Linked DNA regions of Homo sapiens: region 1 is linked to region 2. The links are chromatin loops, found by intact Hi-C in ENCODE. Cell type or tissue: PC-3. All regions are shown on one strand. Links, peaks and the distances in the headings refer to the core of each region. The heading gives the core; the rest is flanking DNA.

Region 1 (8,347 bases), core at 86-8,085, 180 kb before region 2:
TTATGTTATGTTCTTTATAATATGAAAGAATGTTGCTTATTTTCATTTTATAAAGTAAAATTTTATTACATTATTAGGAGAAAAGTTTTCTTACCCTAACCTGGAATGAGTGGACTCCATAAGAATTTTTACTTGAGATAGTATTTGAGGACCTACAGAAAATCTCTTATGGCTGAAATAGCAGCCAAGTTGCTGGGTCATGGCCAATGTCCACAGCAGGAAGAACAGTTAGCAACTTAAAGCAATTTTGTGTTTATATTTGTTTGGCAAGCAAAGTCCTGTTTAAGTATCCCCTGTGTCATAATTACAAAGGTCAGTACAGAAAATACTGATAGAGCCCAGGTACCTACAGTGGGAAGTTCCAAGACACTTCTGGAAATGCTCTTGGGGAGCAGAATGAACTTATTTAACAATTTGCTTACAAGCATAACAGCGAGAAAACAGGAAGAGAGAAAATAATTGTGCACTAGAAGTATATAGCTTATTCTATTACCATCCAAAAATTCTATCCAAGAAACAACCTTGCACAGCACTGTCTGTTTTTAATAAGAATTTACACAAAAGTGGTGGCTCAAATCCTCATATCTTTCTATGTGGCAGATAGTCTCAAACTTTCAGCTCCAAAAATTTTTACACATCAAATAAATTCTATATCTGGCTTTGTGTAAATGGCTCCAAAAATCTACTCTCATGGCCACAGCTAGGCTGCCATCGAATTTTAATTGCAAACTGAATACCCTTTTACAGAACAGGTGTAGAAGAAAGGAAGTGGAAATGTAAAAAGCAGTAATATCATAACATCACTGTATTCTGAAGGGCTTGTAGAAAGTGTCAAGGTATCAAAAACAGTTTTGCTGAAATCAGTAGGATGCAACATGAGAGGGGTACCTTTACATGTCAGAATATCTACTGATGCAAAACACAGAGCTGGCAAAGAGTATGAGTCATAAATAGTTTCCCAGACATGACAGAGGAAACCTGTTCTATTGGATCTGATCTCATCTGTTTAGGAATTCCTCTCATTGTGATGCCCAGGGGCAGGACACATTTGTCAGACATGATACTGTTATGCTCTGGTTTAGAGGAGCTGCATTTGTATGCAAATATAGAAATGTGCCTGAGTATCATACATATGCTCCTGCATAAAAGCAGGGATATAACCCCGTCACATATCTGTGAGTTCAGAAAATCTGCCCATTCAGTAGTGAATTAGACTCAGCTCACAGAAGCTCATAAGAATCAACTTAAATTTTCAGGAATTTTGAGAGCTGATTATTAAACACAGCCACCATGAAAAACTAAATTATATAAATGTAAAATTCAATAAACTATGCTGAAAACAAAGGTAATATTCAAAAGTCAAAGGTGATATTCAAAGATGATTCTCAAAAGTTATCATTTCCTACTCATTTAACTACAATTTATTGTCTATGCTCTCAGTGTTACTTACATCTCTAGTATCTTCTTCTTCTCCACTTACGTCTATAGTATCTTACTTACATCTATAGTACTTACATCTATAGTATCCCTTCTTCTCCACCTGGAAATACCAGATATTGATGCACTACTGCACATCTCTTCCCAGCTCCACGGTCAGCAATATCTTATTGGTAGCTTGAAAACAGCCAGGCTGGGAGCACTTATACCACAAAACTTGCAAACACCACAAACCAAGGTTTTATTTATTATTTTGTTAAGGTCTTCTGAAAGTGACGTTTTATGAAAGTCTTACGATAGTGCTGGAGAAAATGTAAATAACAGATGAAAAGTGTGTCTTGTCTGTAGACATTACTTTGTAAACAGCACAAAATATTGAGGACATATTCTTCCAATATTAAAAAACTATTATCTGATTCAAGAAGTTGCTCAGATTATTGATGAATAAGTGAAGTTCTGACATGTGTCATTGTTTTACTTTCCTCTTACTTGTTCATATAAATGAAGCTATCAACCAACAGGCTTGTTGGGCCTACACTCATTTGTCAGCTGCAACCTAAGGTTGCTATGGATACAGGAGTTTGACAAAAATCAAGAAAAGCATTCTGTGAGAATCAATTGTAATGTAATCAATAAAATGCAATGTGTATTTTATTATGAATTGTGCACCGCACAGCATTTATATGAGTAACACTTAAAATAAACGTATGCGTGTATATTTATGCATACCTTTTCTATTCTGGAGAATTAGTTGTTTACAGATGTACTGATACATCCCTGCCCCCAATCCAGGCAGCATGGAGACTGAGTTTCTCAAGGAATTGTGTAGAACTAAGTTTCTTTCAGTATGCCTCATTGCTCTTCACCTAAGGTCTTTACCTGATGCAAAATCCCATTTTACTGCTCAAAAGATTTGCCTCATCAGCTCTGCTTTTGCAGCATAAGTGGCTGTCACCAGATGGCATTTGGGTTGGGCTTGACCCAGGGCAATTAGATGTAGAGGAAGATCAGAAATTTCTGGGTCACAATCATATATAAAAAATGAACCTGCTTATGAAACAACTAAAGACTTTCTCTGTTTCTCTAACTGGGTAGCTTTCCTCACAGCAAATAATCTTATCTTTGAAGCAACGGTTCTAAAATTTATATGTGCTTGGTAAGTATTTGGGAAGCTTGTTAAAAGTATAGATTCCTGGGCTATGCCTCCAGAGATCATGATTCTGGATGGGGCATTTTAAATAAATACCCCAAAGTATCTCTGAAGGCGGGAGGTGGTCATGGTTCTCAGTTGGGGAAATGCAGTATTAGGGGACACTCTGCACCTAGAGCTGGTAGATTATCTAAGCTTCCCGCTGCCTTAAGCAGATTCTATGTGGCTCCATCAAGCTGCCCATAAGGAAGTATCTTCCTGCTTCTCTGGCATGAGCTTCACCCCTCCTATTCTTTCCTTGAGTCAGTTTTTTTGTTCTCAACGGAAAAAAAGACATATTGGTTATCATAAACTGCCCAATAAAAATATTGCTGAAGTCAAGACAGACTCTATCAATAAGAGAAGCATGGAAGTTTACCAAGACTTTGTTTTACTAAGCTAACTCTCCAGCATCTTTCCTTAGTGCTCTCAAACCATCTGCTAAATTGGCTTAGGACTTTGCCAGAGATGGACACCAAGCTCACAAGCCTTGAGTTTCTAGGGTCCACATACCCTCCACTGTTGAGAACTGGGCCAGCTCCCCAACTTTATCTGCTGGCATTGCTCCTGCCTCTGTTGGATGTTTTCTGGCATCTGTTATCATTACTCCCTCTCCCTAGGCAGAGAGATATCTTCCTTCCTGATTCAAACATAAATTAACATACATTTTTGACTATTCTCTAGATGTTTCCAAAACACCAATTCTTTCTGGGTATCAGCACTCCTGAAAATATCTTCACAGAATATGCCTCCTTAAAGTTCCTAGGTGTAGTGCATGGACCCTTCATTTGTGTGCTCATAACCCTTTACATTTGTGCTCATCAGTATTAGTTTCCAAGTTAACGCAGTCTCCCCTTCTTCTCCACTTGTAAGAATTAGAATGTGAGAATCTAAAATATCTTCCTTGTTTTTTAATCCTCTTAAGCTACTCGGAATCTTGCTACTTAAAACTATACCTAGTTTTATTCATTCAAAATTTTCTCCGTATTATAGAACACAACAACAGTTATATTCAACTAAATCAAGTCAAATATCAAGTAAAATGTAATAAAGAACCACCCTCTTTAAACCAGGTACCAGAGTTACTGCTCTTTGCAGTGGGAATGAGGGGCAGCTTCAGTTTCACTTCTTAAGTCCACCTGTAGGTGGCCCCAAGACAATGTTGCAGAATCTTAGGGCTCAGTAAAACAGTTTTAAAACCACTGTGCAGCTTCACTTACCTCAGTTTGGGATTGGTTGCTATGGTTTGAATGTCTCCTCCAAAACTCATGTTGAAACTTAATCACCAATCTGGTAGTATTGAGAGGTGGGGGCCTTTAAAAGAGGTGATTGGATGATATGGGCTCTGTCTTCATGAATGAATTTGTTATTTATGGATTAATGGGCTAATGGATTAATAGGTTATCATGGGAGGGGAAGTGATTGCTTTATAAGAAGAAGAGAGGCCTGAGCTAACACATTAGCATGCTCAGCCCCCTTGCCCTGTGATACCCTGCCTCGACCCAGGGCAATTAGATGTAGAAGAAGATCAGAAATTTCTGGGTCCTTACACCACCTTGGGACTCTTCAGAAAGTTCCCACTGGCAAGAAGATTCTCATCATATGTGACCTCTCAACCTTGGACTTTCCAGCCTCTATAACTGTAAAAAATAAATTCCTTTTCTTTAGAAATTACTCAGTTTCAGATATTTTGTTATAAGCAACAGAAAACAGACTGGCACACTTCATTTTCTCTGCCATCTACATTACATGGAGCATTCCTAGCTTTTAAGATGTCTACAGCATCATTAGCACTGTGCCTTTCTCAGCAATCTATGCATGCCACTGTGATAGAATTGTTCAACTTAAAATATTCTAGGCATGAATTCCAACAAGTTGATGATAAAGGTCTCCAACAGGAGCATTTGCTTTCACAGTGAAAATTCAGATCCTACATGCATGCTGAGGGAAAGAGCATTAAGTTTCAACTAGGCATACACTAATCCTGAAGAACTATTCATTGAGTCATATTGCCCACATGCCTAACATAATACACTTTATAATAAAAACACAATTACTTTACTGCTGAAAAAGTGCCCTTTTCTTCACATTTGAGAAAATGCTTCAAATTCATAAGACAAAAAAAAATGGATGTAATCTTCTCTTGTTCCTATTCCCCCATTCTCTTTTTTCTGTTTAGATTTTGTTAAGTCGACTTTTGAACTTAATAGGACAACAGGGAAAGTAAGACATGAGCACTTGCTGAAAAGCAACAATGCAATGTTCAGTAACACACAGCACATAATGAATTCACATTTTGCAGATTACACTAATATTTTTCAGATTTTGGAAATGTAATTTTATGCCATAACTTGATGACAATGACCAGAATTCAGCCAGAAATCTATCTCGATGGGTCATTCATTATTCTTTCATTTATTCAAACGTTTATCAAATCCTCACTATGTTTCAGTCATGGAGTTAGATGAAGAGAATAAAAAGATAAATAATACACAGTCCTTTCCCTCAGTGAGTTCCAATCTGATCTAATGAAGGAGGCAGACACATGGCAGATAATGTTTGTTTGTTTGTTTGTTTGTTTTTTGTTTTTTGAGATAGAGTCTCGTACTGTCACCTGGGCTGGAGTGCAGTGGCGCGATCTCGGCTCACTGCAACCTCCACTTCCCAGGTTCAAGCAATTCTCCTTCCTCAGCCTCCCGAGTAGCTGGGATTACAGGCGCCTGCCACCACACCCAGCTATTTTTTTTTTTTTCGTATTTTTAGTAGAGATGAGGTTTCGCTATGTTGGCCAGGCTGGTCTCGAACACCTGACCTCGTGATCCACCCGCCTTGGCTTCCCAAATTGCTGGGATTATAGGCATGTGCCACTGTGCCTGGCTGGCAGATAATGTTTTAAGTATAGGTACAGTGCTAAGGAAAATGCAAAAGAGCACAGGGAGTTTAGGTGACCCCAAAACTGATGCTTAAAAGAATGATGAGGGAGAATCCACCAGGAGGGGGAAGGCAGAGGGGAAAGACAATCATTTTAGGCTGAGGGGACAGCTTAAGAATGGAGGCAGGAAACTGTGGGGCACACCCTGCAGTTAGTCTAACGCAAGGGGTGCACCTTATTCCACCAGATTCATTCCACCTTATTCCACCATATTCTCACGTGTCATGCTAAAGAGCTTAGACTTGATCCCATAGTTGAATGGGCCCACTGAAGAGTTTCACATAGGAAAACAGCAGGGTCACATCTGCTTTTTAGAAAGACCACTCTGGCTTCCATTGAGGCTGGATTTGGGTGGTTAAAAACTGAGGCAGGAAGCACATTAAGAGGTGCAATAAGACAGAAGAGAGGTCTGATGGCTGGAAATAAGGTGATCATAGGGACAGAGATAGAAGACAGATCTGAGAAATTATTACGAGATAAAACTGGCGGGAACTGGTGACTGTTGGATATGGGAAAGTGAGGATGTGGTGATGGTAAAAGAAGTTTCTAGTATAACTCCAAATTTCCAACCTGAGTGACTGAGGGTGGGACTGGTGTCACCCATGAAGATAAAACATACAGAAATCAGTCTGGGGGTGGGGGATGGTGTATTCACTCACTTAATATTTGGACACCAGAAATTGGCTCAAACATAATAGTGAACAAGACAGATAAATAGAGCTTACATTCTAGTTGGGGGTGAGGCGCAAACAATAAACAAGTAACAAATATTATATAGATTCAGACACATATGATCTGAAGAGAAATAAAGCCAGGGAAGGAAAAGGCACATATGGGGACTTTTGGGGAAGGTGCTGACTGAACAGAGAGGATAAATGAAGTGAGCAGTGAGCCACGCGGGGCCTGTGAGAAAAACATTTCAGGTGGAGGAACAGCAGCAAGTGGAAAGGCCAGAATGAACTTGGGTTGTGGACACATTGATTTAGAGGCTCCTTCATCTATGCAAATGGAGATGTCCAGGAGGTGGCTAGATATACAGGTCTGAACTTCAGCAGTCTGGGCTGGAATATGAATCTTGAATTATCAGTATATTGAAGGCTGGTATGTTCTAGGATTGGAGAGGACAACTTGGGAAAAATGCATAAGTGACAGAAGAAATGGGTCACAGTAATATAAAAAATGCCAACATTTAAGGGGCAAGTAGAAGAAAAGAAACCCATGAAAGAAAATAGAATGGGATTTGGTGTTGCAAATTCAAGAGAACAGGAAGCAGTAATCACTGTTTCAAACACAGCAGGATTCCAACCACTGAAATGTGTCCACTGGGATTAGCAATTAGCAGGTCATTGATGGCTGTAGTTACAGCAGCCTCAGAGAAGTGGTGGGTGTGGGAATTGGACTAAGGTGGTTTGGAGAAGGTGGGGGAGGAAATCTATTTTATGAGCAGTGTGGCTGTGAAGAGGAAGACACCATTTGGAGAGGGGAGAGGTAGTAGAGAGAATAACTACACTGGCAAAGTTCATAGCTGGCTAGTCAGGGAGAATCTGCTGGAGCAGGGCTGGTGGACAAGGAGCACACCCAGAACTGGCTCAGAGGCCCTGCACACTCTGCTAGCTGGCTCTGTGCAGTCTTGGTGTGCAAGAACTAATTCCAACCAACAACCCAAACTTTACAAGGCCAGGATGGAGATACTAGATCACCTAGCATTCCTCACTCCAGTGGGTTGTGGCTTCCAGGAAGCTCTCCCAAAATCTGTGTGAAGAATCAGGTGTGATGGAAAACATTGTAACCAAAACTTCAAATAATGCTTGTTGACTGAGGAACGTGGCCATGAGGAAGAGGTTGGGGACCCACTGCTAGGTTTTCTGAGCAGATGGCCTTATGTGTGGCTGCTGCATCCTGTAAGGGAAAACTCCTCATTCTTCCATCTATACTATACAGCATCAGTTCCAAAAGTTCAAGCTGAGGTCCATTTCTATGCATCAGGTTGGGTGAGAAGTGAAGAAAAGGAAGACCTGCATAGTGATGAAGAGAAGGGCCCAGCTGTATAGGAAGAAACTAACTAAATAAACTAACATCATTAAAACATGAACTTGGCCAGGCACAGTGGCTCATGCCTATAATCCCAACACTTCCTGAGGCTGAGGTGGGTGGATCACGTGAGGTCAGGAGTTTGAGACCAGCCTGGCCAACATGGCGAAACCCCATCTCTACTGAAAATACAAAAAATTAGCTGGGCATGGTGGTGCACACCTGTAATCCCAGCTACTCGGGAGGCTGAGGCAGGAGAATCGCTTGAACCCGGAGGCAGAGGTTGCAGTGAGCCAAGATCGTGCCACTGCACTGCAGCCTAGGCAACAGAGTAAGACTCTGTCAAAAAAAAAAAAAAAAAAAAGATGAACTTCACACAGATATAAGGAAAGAGTGTAGAATCATGACTGATGTGTATTACAGAAACATGAATTTAGTCAACTAAGCTTGAAATGCCTTAATGAGGGGGCTCCACTGGAAGGAAAAGAAAAGTCAGGCTCTGACTAATCAAAGGCAGTTCTACATAGCACAGCAGGTAATAAACTTGTCACAAGACTTTATCTCAAACAGCATACAAGCCAGAAATAAATATAAACTCTAAACATTTTTTGTTTGTTTTACTTTAAGTTCTGGGATACATGTGCAGAACGTGCAGATTTGTTACATAGGTATACATGTGCCATGGTGGTTTGCTGCACCTATCAACCTGTCATCTAGGTTTTAAGCCCTACATACATTAGGTATTTGTCCTAATGCTC
Region 2 (8,347 bases), core at 145-8,144:
ATAACCTTAGTTGAAGATAGAAAGACAACAGTTCAGAAGGGAAAAAAGGTGCTACCATTTGCAGGCCAGAGTAACAGAGAAAAGAGGCTGCACTAAGAAAAAACTCCAGACATCTCCAGAGAGTCCACCTAGAATATTTAGCCAAGTATTGATTCATGCAAATGTGTGAGGAAGCTATCTGAGACTGGGGAAAGAGCAACCCAAAATGATTAGGAGGAGCAGTACCTGTCCCTCACTAGGGCCAAGAATAGTGCTTGTTGCCATAGTACTGGATTAGCCCTAGATTGAGTACCGCTTCACCGCTATTTTTAATTTGATAGTTATTGTTCTGGTTAGCCAGCACTTACATCCTTAAGGAGCTGAGGACTGGTTAATTCCATCTCTCCTGGATATCTAGAAACATTTATAAAATCAAATGAGTGTTTCAGTAAAGCACACCCCTCCCGCGAGGATCCTAAATCTAGCTTTGTTCTAATCCTTCCTAAAACAAATGAAGGACAGAGGAGTTATTCCAAATATATTAGTTATATGTGGAGTGTTTACTCCACTGGAAATAATAAAAGTAAATAAAGCAGTGTTATGACTGAGGTCATAAAATCCATTTAGTGAAAACTAATATTACTAAACAATTTTAGAATATCAAACATTCAAATATATTTATGACTTCCTTAAATCAGAGAAATGGTGTTTCTTCAACACTTCTACAAAGAAATTCTTCAATTCAATGTTAAGTATTTTTGCAGTTCTACTGTCAAAAATATTTAACTGGACATAAAAGAGAAAACATGTAACAGTTTATGCAGATCCTACTTCACTTCTGCCTTCTTTTCAGGTTCACTTCTAGTCTTCAATTTTGCTTCTATTCCAAAGCAGAAGCGTATTTTCTGCTTCCAGGATGAAGTGTTTTCATTTGTACTCATATGTGAGTTGGATTGCAATTTCTAGTTAGTGTTTTTCTTCCTCACAAGGCTGAGAAATAAATCCTCAAAGATAGAGATCATAATTAGTGTCTCATATTTGCATTTCTACCCTTCAGAACCATGCTCAGCCAGTAGTATATACTGGTCTATACTAAATGAGTGAACAGAAGGCTGAGGACAACGCCAAGCACACAGTGGTTCCCTGTCACGAGCCCCTTCATTCCGCCTCAACGGAACATTTTCATGGAATGAACATTTTCGTGGAAACCAGTAAGCATCTGAAAAGTGGAACTGCATTTCCAGGCTGTCTAAATACCCAGAGTGATTACTTTCCCAAGAACGTTTCCCCTAATGGAAAATATAAACATTATGGTTTGTTTTCCCAGATCTCTGATTTTGATAGGGACCAACAAAATTGTAGCCACTGTAGAAGGTTTAGAATCTCATACAAATACAGAATAAGGTCTACAAGAAAAGGCTTATAACAATTAAATTTCCAGATACAATGGAAGGCTAAAACCACATACACTGTCTATGTATTTGTGGCCACATAATAAGACAAAACACAAATGAAAATAAGAACATTATGATGATTAAGTTCATCAGCACAAATTTGAGACTAGAGATAAAATCATATTATATATAATTTTCTGGTGTTACTGATAAAGATAGCTGATGGATAAAACAGAAGACAATATCATCTTGTAACGGGGAAATCAGGACATCTTTCAGTTTACAATCTCATACCAGATAGGAGTCAATGAATTGCTGCCTGTGAGGTAGTTGAAGGATTCAGGTAAGGGCATGATTAAACCAGGGAATGGAACACTGAGAATGGTTTAACCTCAAGTTATACCCTGACAACTGCCACTAGAAAGCAGCCATTGTGAAGGAAGTATGCCCCAACATTCTGACAAAGCTGAGCTTAACTCTGGATTTGATACCAAACAACACTATAGATTTTGTTTTTAAAAGCACACATATCAGTTCCAATTCAAGATTGATTGTGAGATTTCTTAATTCAAAACAACTGTCAAGTTAAGTGATAATATGCTAACTGTAAGGAAGCTAATGGTCAAAATAATTAAAAATAGTCAGTACCCAGCAAAGAACGCCATACCAAATATCCAGGATGTCCTCATGTCCTACCCATGTATCTTTTCCATGGAGGAAGTACAAAGAGGGAGTTATAAAAAGGTATTAACATATTGGATGAAACTAGATGTTGTGTGGGCTTTATCTTTGTTAAGTAATCTATACACTAATTTTTAATGTATTTCTGCTTCTCATTACATATTTTTCTATAATATGCATGCTTATTAGAGAGTGAATACTCCTTATTTATTAATTTTTCCTAAAACTTTAGGGTGAGAACTGAGCTACTTAGATTGATATCATAAAAGAGAGATCTGAGCTTTTATGCTATGGCATAAAAGAAATAAACTGCCATATTGTAAAAGGACATGTGAGAGGAGCACATGGCAAGGAATTGTGGGAGGTCCCTAGGAACTGACAGCAGCTCCATAGCTGAAAACCAGCAAGTCCTATAACCACATCATAATGAATATATGATAAATTATTCATATATATAATAAATGAATAAACTTTGAGGCATTTAGATGTAAACAAAATTTTAATCTTTAGGTAATAAAATTTATCAATATATAACTTTTGATACCTCCTTTACTGTTGGGCTTAGAAAAATTTTCCAAAACTCAATTATATAAAAACACAAATAGATCTTCTTCTAAACTTTTTGTTGTTTCTATTTTTACATTTAAAAAGTTAATCTGGCTGAGCACAGTGGCTCACTCCTGTAATCTCCAGCACTTTGGGAGGCCGAGGCAGGCGGATCACCAGCCTGACCAACATGATAAACCCCGTCCCTGCTAAAAATACAAAAATTAGCCAGGTGTGGTGGCACATGCCTATAATCCCAGCTACTCAGGAGACTGAGGCAGGAGAATTGGTTGAACCCGGGAGGCGGAGGTTGCAGTGAGCCGAGATCACACCACTGCACTCCAGCCTGGGTGACAGAGCGAAACTCCATCTCAATTAAAAAAAAAAAATTAATCCACAATTTTGCAAGTTGAAAAGAGTTCTATGGATGGATGGTGGTGATGGCAGCATAACCATGTGAATGTACTTAATGCCACTAAACTTGTACACTTAAAAATGGCTAAGATGGTAAATTTTGTCATATGTATTTTACCACACTTAAAAAAAAAAGTTAAAATCCTACCTAAAAAAAGTTAATCCACCTAGAACTCATTTTGGTGTATAATGATCAAAATCATTAGGACTTTTTTCCAAAGTGGTTAGCCAATTAAATCAGCATCAGTTATTGAATTACTTTTCCCACCAATTTGAATGCTTATATATACTTGGATATACTTCTGGTCTTTTCAACTGTACATAACTTGCAGTACCTGATTATATGGGGATTTCCAGTTAAAAGCATAAGCAGCACCTAGCCTAAATCCACAGACCCTAGAGTTCAAGTTCCAAGGGGCAGGTTCAAGAAAGGAAACATAAAGCACCAATCCTTGAGCTTTTAGTGACATCTAGTGGACTGTTATCATATGGTAACTTCTGTTCCGTGTCAGGAAGCATGCTTTCCTCCACTCAGCTTCTTAATCAACTAGGGCAATTTTAAATACAAATAAAAATGCAAGCCTTAGTATGTTTAGATGGCTCTCTCCCTCCAACCTTTCTCTTCGGTCCATCTCTCAGGTGCCAAACTGCAGCTCAGATAATCACTCCCATCTTCAGAAGTTTCAATAGTTTCCATGTAAATTAGCAGAGATGGGATATAAAATCAACAAGATGAAGACACTCCTAAAATTAATTACAAATAGAAACAAATGAACCTAGCTGTATTTAAAGTGGATAACATACACAAATGAAAGAGGAGTTTCCCTGTTTCATGGAATATCTTGAAATTTTACCACCTCTGGAAAGCCTCCTCATCAGAATTAATTGGTTTGCTTAGCACATTGCCCATGCCTATTTGATAACATTTCTTGCTCTGTTTTGCATTTTAGGTAGTTTATGCAGAAAAATGTTACCCACACTAAACTATGAGTGCCTGAAGGATAAAGAGGGTCTGATTCATCTCAGATTCAAACAACCCTGATACCTTTAAAAGCTACTTTATCTGTGAACTTGGCTCTGAGACTTTAAAGGGGGTATCAGTAGTTACTCCCAGGGCATTAATCCAGCCAATACTTGTCTTTTTCCCAACTTCTTCATTTCATCTGTTTTTTTCTTACTAGTTTGACCTTGAACTGATCTCACATTATTTGCCTCTCCTATTTGTTGATTCACATTCTGTGTTTCTCATTTCCCCTCTCCTGGTAATCAACCTCAAGATATGCTCTCTTAAATTAGTGTCTGTTAGTAATTCACCTGCATTCCTTCACCTTTATTTATATAGCACAAACTCCCAGCGAAAACTACCTTGATGTCAAAAGAGAATAGGTATAAGAAAATCAGTCTTCATTCACTGAGGGTTACTATGTGCTACATGCTTTTTTATATATTATCTCATTTAATTTTCACAGAAATTTAGCTCTTATACATCCTTCACATCTTAGTTCAATTATCACTTAAGGATGCATTCTCTAGGTGTCCTATATATAGTGGTCCCCAAGCTTTTTGGCACCAGGGACCAATTTTGTGGAAGACAACTTTTCCAGGGACCAGGGAGTCGGGGGAGATAGTTTTATGATGATTCAAGCACATTACATTTATTGTGCACTTTATTTCTACTATTATTACATTGTAATACATAATGAATTAATTATACAACTCACCATAAGTAGAATCAGTGGAGGCCCTGGGCTTGTTTTCCTGCAACTAGATGGTCCCAACTGGAGGTGATGGGAGACAGTGACAGATCATCAACTATTAGACTCTCATAAGGAGCATGCAACCTAGGTCCCTCACATGTGCAGTTCACAATAGGGCTCATGCTCCTGTAAGAATCTAATGCTGCTGCTGATCTCAAAGGAGGTGGAACTCAGGTGGTAATGCAAGTGATGGGAGCGGCTGTAAATACAGATGAAGCTTTGCCAGCTCGTCCACCACTCAGCTCCTGCTGTGCAGCCCAGTTCCTGGCCCAGGAGTTGGGGATCCCTGTTATACTACATCAAGCTTTTAAAAACATGTCTCATAGTGCTATGTATCTCTCTTTCATAGTGCTTGTCATGGTTAAAATGTTGCTTTTTGTATGACAATTTAACCAGTCTATCTTACCTTTTGAACACTGTTCCATGTGAGGATTAACAATGTCTACTTTGGCTCACCAATATGTCTCCATTGCTTAGCTAAGAGACAAGGATTAATTTATCCAAAACTAATCCTCAGTAGATTGGCATCCTGGAAAGGATTGGCCTTCTGCAAATTTCACTGAAAGCTGCTTTTAGCCCATTTTTAATGCAGTCAATCATGGTCAGCTGCACAGCCTGGGCCACAGTTACCCCTGCAGCTATAATGTTAGTACATTCTCAATCTTGAATGCTGATGTAGCAAGTCCTGCCTCTAGTTTGCTTTGCTGCCATACAGCTTCAATTACAAGACTTTGACTCCAGCCCTTTACCACCTTAGATAAAAGTATTATTCACAAAAAACATGTTCTTCTCAGCCCCATTTATATTCTACTGTCTCTCCCTTCTCCAGCTGTTGACTGCAAGGTTCAGTGACCCATTGTCAACCTGTCTAGGGCAGACTGATGTTATTATCAAGTCCTCAACTCCTGCAAATCCACAACCACGAGCACTGAAGTGACAGGGTTATAGCTATTTCTGCCATGACATATTGCTATTATATCCTAACCCCTAATTATTCCAGGGTAGGGGCTGGAATCTCCTATATTATGCAACTCAAAAGCCCCACAGCCCAAATGTGGGAGTTCCTCTCCCAAAGCTGAAGTCCAGTCATGCTAAATCTCTGTGTATTCCCACAGAATGCATCTGGGCAACTAGCAAGTACTACTCCACTGTCTCTGTGAATCGTCCTTAATGAATATTAATCTGGCCAATAAGTATGATTGCATTCTTGTCCCTATTTTATAGATAAGGGAAAAAAACAAAGAGCAACCTGACCAAGATCATTCACTAACTGTGATCTTGGTGCTGCTTTTCTGTTTGCCTTAGTTGGCGTGATATTAGCACAGCGTTTGCCATTTGGTGGGTACTACATAAATAAAAATTAGATTCAATGAATAAATGGATAGATAGACAACCAATCTCATGAGGGGAGCATTCTTGACCCTATTTTATAGGTAAGGGGAAAAAAACACAAAGAGTAATTAAGTAACCCGACCAAGATCACAGTTGGTGAATGGTGGACACAGGATTTAAATTCAGGTCTACAAGATTACATATTACTTATTCTAAATTACTACACTCTTCAACTCAGAGATTTCTCTAGGTGCCCCAAAGCCTGAGTCAACTGTAAATAACAATAAAAACAGCTACATTTTTTAAAAATCTAGGCACTGCACTAGGCACTTTATTTCTGGGGCAAAATTGAGTCTAAGCCAATTATGCCAGAGAGCAATAATTCTAAACCCTAACAGATAAGAAGGAATCAAGCCTTTATAATAACATCAACCTGCTTTACTTCTGACTGGTTAGGAATGGGGCACTGAGCCCATGGTGGAAGTTCTGGTCCCCTCAACTGAAGAGGTGAAGAAGAAAGAGGCAGCAGAAAATTAATGGGGACTATAAAGAGTCAAATATATCTCCAAGATTTCAAGCTGGATGAGTGCAGCTTGAGTAAATACAATTAAAACTCTCAAGTGTACTTTTTCTGAAGACTTTTGAGTATAGAAGCAATTTTACTAGGAATATAAATGATAAATTCCAAAGGAAAGTCTGTGCTACTGCTTTGCAGAATGCCGTAATACTACCACTTAACGAACCCCACTGCATTCCAGGCACTGTGCTGGGTGCTGTATATGAGTCATCTTATTTAAAACTTCCATAAATATGATGAAACTGTATTATCACCACACATGAAAAAAACGGAAGGTCTAAAGTTTTAAGAAAGTTGTCCAAGCTACATGAATAACAGAATGAGAGCTTCTGCATATGATCAAAAGATTCTCTCTCTACTATAACAAGCAGCCTTCAAACCTGAGAAAGCTTTACTATTTCTTCCTACTGTTTTCTCTAAAATTTTCATAATAGGTCCTCATATTTTTTATTCCCCTTGAGCACTTTAATAAATATGATAGTGAGATGCATTCAACAAGGACATCATTGCTATGTCGTTCCTCTAATTTTCTGTGCTTGATATGTTCATTCAATGTCACTCACAAAATATTTATCAAAATCATTTTAAAATCATTCTTAGATGTGCTACACTGTAAGAGTAATTAGCTTCAGAATAAACTTCACCACAAATAGAACATGTAGGTTCTGAAAGAAATTGCCATGAGCATTGGATATCATGTGTGCACAGCAAGAGCAATACAGCCTTATTTTGCTTGGTGAGTTCTTAAACACATTCTAAAGAGGAAAACATTTATGAGAACACAGTAACTATCCCCAGAGAGAACATTTATATGGAGGAAAAGAAGGAAAGTTACATCACTTTTAAAATAAAGGCTAAAAGGGAGGGGGCATGGAAACCACATAAAGGTTGAAAAATGTTAGAGGCCCCAGTTAGGAGGAACACTAGCAGAGAAGCCTTCTCTATCTCACTTGGCCTAAGGCAAGGGGAAAAGGGAACTATTGCCCTATGGGGGAAAAAAAAAATTCTACCTCTAGCACTCTTTAAGATAGTCACAGGAGCCACAGTAGAATTCCGGTTGTGATCAGAAACAGAAGATGTTCAGCCTTCATCTTGTGGGGATTCGGTAATGCTGTCAGTTGCCACATGGACAATTTGAATACTCCTGAAACCATTTTGGAAGGAAATATGGAGGAGATGGGGTTTCAGGAGTAATCGGAGAAAAGCACATGATAGAAAATATAAAGGTTTTCACTGAGATACAAATTCCTTAAATTTTACTCAGTGGGTGAGTTCTGGAAAACATGTGATAAGCTCTCTCTCTCTCTCATCATTATGAAAGTGATTATAAAGAGTTCTCAATTGACTAGACCTCTGGCATATTTTCCTACAAAAATATTTCCAGTAAAGAAATATTGAGACTGTTGTATTATATATGTATGAGAGATCTACAACCTTTGTATGCTATAATCTCTAAAATTAACTCACTGAACTCCAGTGAGTCTTTATTTTCCTAATGTTAATACTTTGTTTTTATTAATAGTTTCAATATTCAGGAGATTACTCTTCAGAAACAGCTTGTTGATTGGAAAACGTTTTTCATCGCTATTACACTTCAAAACAGACAACAAAAGGAAAAACTGCACCTTCCTCTAAGATCTGGTTCTCAGGTATTGCCGGTTCTACCC

What was found. Hi-C counts contacts between places; a loop is a spot of excess contacts. Peaks named below come from ENCODE experiments on the same cell type or tissue, not always from the same donor. Only the 100,000 strongest peaks of a DNase experiment are listed, where the experiment ranks them.
Region 1: a loop joins it to region 2, with 7 times the contacts of the local background. A loop is called at or near these places in 14 of 110 quality-filtered maps.

Annotation. Positions count from the first base shown.
Region 1 is chr11:7,273,924-7,282,270 of GRCh38, reverse strand. The region is part of intron 1 of SYT9 (synaptotagmin 9); the gene reads right to left. Among named protein-coding and RNA genes, the nearest start is that of SYT9, 26 kb to the right of the region's middle. RefSeq lists an enhancer at 6,734-7,235. In PC-3, for the core only: a CTCF peak has its summit at 3,766 (motif pointing right); DNase peaks (open chromatin) are centred at 1,000 and 3,770.
Region 2 is chr11:7,093,564-7,101,910 of GRCh38, reverse strand. No RefSeq gene overlaps it. Among named protein-coding and RNA genes, the nearest start is that of RBMXL2, 8.7 kb to the right of the region's middle. In PC-3, for the core only: CTCF peaks have their summits at 3,265 and 3,486 (motif pointing left); a DNase peak (open chromatin) is centred at 3,480; H3K27me3 peaks cover 3,149 bases.